Linked DNA regions of Homo sapiens: region 2 is linked to region 1. The links are chromatin contacts, found by Hi-C or POLR2A ChIA-PET in ENCODE. All regions are on one chromosome and are shown on one strand. Each heading gives the region's core, a stretch centred on a gene start or an enhancer-like site at or near the end of the contact. The rest is flanking DNA. Distances are from core to core; before and after follow the strand shown.

Region 1 (2,800 bases), core at 191-2,690:
CAACACATTTTATTTGCCAATGAAACTGTATTTGGATAAATAGTTAATTTGCCTGTGTCCCTCACTGCAAAAGAGAAGCTCTTATTTCCTTCTCAGTTTGAATCAGATTTGAATCAGAATTTTATCAATAGAAGATTCAGCATTAATTTTCTCTGGCTCTTTCCAATAGGCCCTCCTAGTTACTATCTCTTAGTTCATACCTGGCATCCTTATATTTTTGGGAAAAAAGCCAATACTATTAAGGATAAGCCATACAATAATAAAAATTATATTAATAATAATGCATCTCTCACTATTTAGCACTTACTCTGTGCCGGAAGCTGTGGTAAGTAATTTACATTCATTGTCTCAATTGGTCTTCACAATGAAACAACAAAATCTGTAATTATCATTTTCTCCATTTTAGAGATGGGAGATTGAGATTTAGACATGGCAGGGCTAGGATTCAAACTCTGGCAGATGAACTCTGAGTGTGCCCCTCTTCAGAAATGGGTCTTCCATTCAGACCCATTCAGGGGTTAACTCAGCCTGAACTCGCCCACACATACCCTGTTTTGAGCTCAACTTCCTTCTGGCAGCAGTACTTCCTGAAGCCTGTCAATGATTCACTTCCGGGTCACCTCTACCCTCTGTGAGCCTTGTGAGACATTTTAAATGCCAGAGCCACATTCATTCATTGTAGCTCCAGCATTTCTTTTCCTAGGGACATGCTATTTTCATTAGGATTAAAACAGCCCCCAGCAATAAATATTAAAAACCTGCCCAGTGAAAAGAGCAGCTTCCTCAGAAGCTTATGAGGATTAGAATTTTTAAGCAGGCCCCGCTTCCTATGACCACCCCTCTTCTCCATCCCTTTGTGTGCTCCCACATGGGTGTGCTTTCAGCATCAATCAGATTTGCTGTTTTGCTCAAATCCGTTCATACTAATTGTCTGCCCATATTGCTGTGTGCTCTGGACAGAATGGTCTGGGAGAAATAGAAACTCACTCCTTCTCCCACCCCTGGGGGGATTCAGATTTTGTGTGCTTGATCTTTGTTGGTGGCAAGATAAAAATGCTTGCTATACATAGCAGCTTTCCTCCTTCATGTTCAACGGCAGCCCTGATGATGGGGGACCTCAGCCATCCTATTTGTTCTAAAGCCACCCACAGAAGAATCAGACCAGCAGAAGCCAGAAATAAGCTAGCTGGGGCTGCAAGTCTCTTTGTGTGTGGTGATATAGCAGAGAGACTTGGGAAAGTCAATTATTTTCAGTATGAGTTTTGGTTCCACTGCTTCATGGTGTAAGATGGGGATCCCCAATTTGTTCATCTGTAAAATGAAGATGCTAATGCCTACCCACTGGGGCTATTGGGAGAATTAAAGACCTATATAAAGTGTTTAGTGCAAGACTTGGAGCAGGGAGCCACGGCTTTGCCTGTCACTCCTTCGCCTCCCTGGCTGGAAGCCTGAGTAGTAGGTGAGGCATTTATTATCCATGTTCATTAACATCCCTGAAGACTTGTGGTTCCTGTATTGAAAACCACACTGAGTGTTCCCAGTTAATTGGGTGTCCTTGGGCCTGAGTTTCTCTACACAAATATATGAGCTTGGGATTTTTAAAAAGTATACAGTAATTATATTCTTGGACAAATGGTACCTTTTCTAGAAAAGCACAGAGAATTCTTTCAGCACTCAGGGCTAGGTAGGAATTGCTTGATGTATGGGTAGCAACTCATAGTAACTAATGATTTACAATAAATACTCCAACAAAGAAAAGTCTGAGTAAACTCTATATTTCATCCTCATGGCAATGAGCTACAAAAGGTTTGCATTTTAAATCAACTGGTGGTTGTACCCCAGAAGGATGTGGTCTAAATAGATTTGTGTGACAGGGTAATTACTCATCACGGAAAGGATCCCAGCTGTCATCATGGTTTCTCACTAAGCAGTCAGTGAGTGAGCAGTTATGGAATTACAGGGCTGACCTCCTGTGTCCTGCCTTACAGTCATCCTGAGCCAGAGTCACAGAGTTTCATCAGGGGGACCCAGGAGGCACAAAGCAGTCAACACCCATGGCTGAGAATCAAAGTCTAGAAGGGGCCTGTTTTCAACCTCTTCATCCGGGTCACTGGTGGCAATTTTGCCAAGTGACTAAAGAGCTAGACTAGGAGTTCCCCAGTTCAGGGTCTTAATGGCCTGAATGTTCAAGACAGTGTGGAGAGGTTCAGAGACTGCAGTCTTTGGGGTTACACAGACCTGTGCTGGAGTCTCAGTCTTTGGGGTTACACAGACCTGTGCTGCTGCTCACTTTGTGATCGATCTGCAACTAAAAAACCACATTTCTCTGATTTACTATTTTTCTAGCTGTAAAATGGAGGTAATAATTCCTACTTTAAAAGATTTTAAACTAGTATGTATGGAAATGGTTGGCACTTAATGAACATTATTATTTCACCTTTTGAAGTACCATTAGGTGCCAGAAACTGTGCTAAGCATATTACATGGACTTTGCTCATAACAGTTCCCTATTTTATGGATAAGGAATTGGAGGAATCTTGCCCAAGTAGCTAGTATGCAGCTAGTTAGTAGCAGAGACAGAATTTGACCTAGGCAGGTTGGATCCAGACTGCCCTATAATCATCAGAGGGTGAAAACATACCTTCAACTGGAGTTTCAGAGACTTTTGTGCCAGTTCTTGATAAACATTGTATAGGTATAAACTCTATCTTCAAAAAGTTTATCCAGTCTCATTGGAGGACAAGGGAGAAACATCAGAACACAAACGGCCCTGAGAATAGACCACCTGGCAACAAACAAT
Region 2 (2,700 bases), core at 193-2,692, 44 kb after region 1:
CTCAATTCAGCCAAAGGAAAGATGGGCAGGGCTCAAAAACACTGCTGGAGAAGTTGGTATCTGGCCAAATGGCTAAGTAGCCAGTCGGGGGTCTAAGAAGCACATGCACAGAAGGGCTTTGAGCTCTGCCTCTTGGCAGGATGCCCACCCATCAAGTTCTTCCAGAGTGGGGAGTTGGCAATGCGCACTCCTAATCCCAGAAGCACTTGACAGGTAGGCTTGCTGCCGAGAGCCCCCCTTTCTGTCCCCTCAGGTGCCAGACTCTGCACTGTGGCCGCAGCAGCTACAAGCGCTACCATGAGACAAAGGAGAAGAGTCTGGCACCTGTGGTGGGGAGCCTGTCATCTTGTGGTGGGACATTTGCCTGGTACTTCCTGGCCTGGCAAATGTGCCACTGAGGGGAGCACTGTCCCTGGTGGGCAGACTGTGGCAGGAATTGGCTGGGGTCAAGAGGGCACAGCTCTGGAGATCTCCAACCTGCCATGAGTCCAGCACTTTCCAGAAGGCAGCCTCTAAGTATATTTAAATAATAAGCAGGAAGAAATGGTGGACATTTGTGGTGTCTAGGGAAAGGAAAAGAACAACTTCACTTAAAGATACAGTCACAAGAGAGAAATCTGAACTGAGTGTACACCCCTGAGGAACTCTGGAATATCTGAGAAAGCATCAAGGATTTCATTTGCATAAGGACATCTGAGCCTTCTGGAAGAAATGTTATAGAGGACTTTTAGAGCTGACAGCTTGATTCTGCAATCCTAGATCTAAGATTTCTGAAGTAAGAATGAAAACCAAAGTTATCTAACCCTAGGGGACTGAGTCATGGGAGAAAGCACCCACCAAGGTAGGGGTGAGAGGACATGGCCTTCCTTCTGGGTCCTAGGCCTTATTGCTAAGGGACATGTTCATTTATCCTTCCAATATTCTCCTTTTCAGTAGCAGAGAATGCAGGCATACCTCCTTTTATTGTGCTTTGCTTTATTGCACTTTGCAGGTAGTGTGTTTTTTACAAATTGAAGGTTTGTGGCAACAATATCTATGTGCCATTTTTCCAACAGCATGTGCTCACTTCATGTCTCTGTGTCATGTTTTGATAATGCTTGCAATATTTCAAACTTTTTCATTATTATTTTATCTGTTGTGGTGGTCTGTGACCAGTAATCTTTGATGTCACTATTTTAATTGCTTTGAGGCACCACAAGCCATGCCCATGTAAGATGGAAAACTTAATTGATAAATGTTATGTGTATTTTAATGGCTCCAATGACTGGCTTTTCCCCATTTCTCTCCTTCTCCTTGGGTCTCCCTATTTCCTAGACACGATATGGAAATTGGACCAATTAATAACCCTACAATGGCCTGTAGGTGTTCAGGTGAAAGAAAGAGTCACACACCTTTCACTTTAATTCAAAAGCCACAAATGATTAAGCTTAGTGAGGAAGGCATGTCGAAAGCTGAGACACGCCAAAAGCTAGGGCTCTTGCACCAGTTAGCAAAGGTATAAATGTAAAGGAAATGTTCTTGAAGGAAATTAAAAGTGCTACTCCAGTGAGCAAAAGAACGAAAAGAAAGTGAAACAAACTTATTACCTATATGGAGATATACAGAGTGATGAATGTTGTTTTCTTGCCTGCTAACACAACACCCATTCTGCAGCCCATGTGTCAAGCAGTAATTTTGACTTTCAAGTCTCATTATTTAGAAAGTACATTTTGTAAGGTGATAGCTGCCATAGATAGTGATTCTCTCTGATGGATCTGGACAAAGTATATTGAAAAGCTTCTGGAAAGGATTCACTATTCTGGATGCCATTAAGGGCATTTGTGATTCATACCAGGAGATCAAAACATCAACATTAATGGGAGTTTGGAAGAAGCTGATTCCAGCCCTCATAGATGACCTTGAGAGGTTTAAGACTTCAGTGAGAAAGTCACTGCAGATGTGGTGGGAATAGTAAGAGAACTTGAATTAGAAGTGAAACCTGAAGATGGCACCGAATGGCCACAATCTCATGACAAAACTTGAACAGATAAGGAATTGCTTCTTATGGAGGAGGAAAGAAAGTAGTTTATTGAGATGCAATATGCTTCTGATGAAGTTGCTGTGTTGAAATGATGAAGAGGATTTAGAATAAACTTAGTTGATAAAGCAGTGGCAGGGTTTTGAGAGGACTGACCGATTTTGAAAGAATTTCTACTGTGGGTAAAATGCTATCAAACAGTATCACATGCTACAGAAAAAAATCTTTCATAAAAGGAAAAATCAATCAATGCAGCAAATTTCATTGTTGTCTCATTTTAAGAAATTGCCAGAGCCATCCCAACCATCAGCAACCACTACCCTGGTCAGCAGCCATCAACGTCAAGACAAGACCCTCTACCAGCAAAAGATTATAACTCACTGAAGGCTTAGATGATCACTAGCACTTTTTTTTTTAGCAGTAAAGTATTTTTTATTGTGTATATTTTGAAACACAATGCAAACTTTTTATACATAATGGTATTCCACACTTAATAGACTATAGTGTAAACGTAACTTTTACATGCACGACGAAACCAAAAAATGTTGGTGACTTGCTTTATTGTGATGGTCTGGAACCTGAACCTGAAATATCTCTGAGGTATTCCTGTATATGCTAAGCCTTAAAGCCTAAAGGTCTGCAATCACAAAAGACAGAACCTACCATTTCTGCTCTGAAAAGAG

What was found. A loop is a pair of places that touch in the nucleus more often than their neighbours do. ChIA-PET counts read pairs that join two places held with the same protein, here RNA polymerase II (POLR2A). Pooled maps may share reads with other maps.
Region 2: a map of GM12878 shows a loop between it and region 1 (3-fold over the local background). The contact joins two enhancer-like sites. A Hi-C loop is called at or near these places in 3 of 168 maps with a recorded cell type or tissue (GM12878, left ventricle myocardium superior and naive thymus-derived CD4-positive, alpha-beta T cell), 7 of 37 single-sample maps with no recorded cell type and 17 of 50 pooled maps. POLR2A ChIA-PET finds 5 or more read pairs at or near these places in 1 of 52 experiments (activated naive CD8-positive, alpha-beta T cell).

The regions. Positions count from the first base shown.
Region 1 is chr9:19,997,776-20,000,575 of GRCh38, forward strand. It overlaps a transcript of SLC24A2 not described here. Among named protein-coding and RNA genes, the nearest start is that of SLC24A2, 210 kb to the left of the region's middle. RefSeq lists an enhancer at 1,525-2,724. Within about 2 kb of position 1,441, at least 4 of the 41 ENCODE cell types and tissues checked have a DNase peak (open chromatin) inside an H3K27ac peak, as active enhancers do.
Region 2 is chr9:20,041,694-20,044,393 of GRCh38, forward strand. It overlaps a transcript of SLC24A2 not described here. Among named protein-coding and RNA genes, the nearest start is that of SLC24A2, 250 kb to the left of the region's middle. Within about 2 kb of position 1,443, at least 2 of the 41 ENCODE cell types and tissues checked have a DNase peak (open chromatin) inside an H3K27ac peak, as active enhancers do.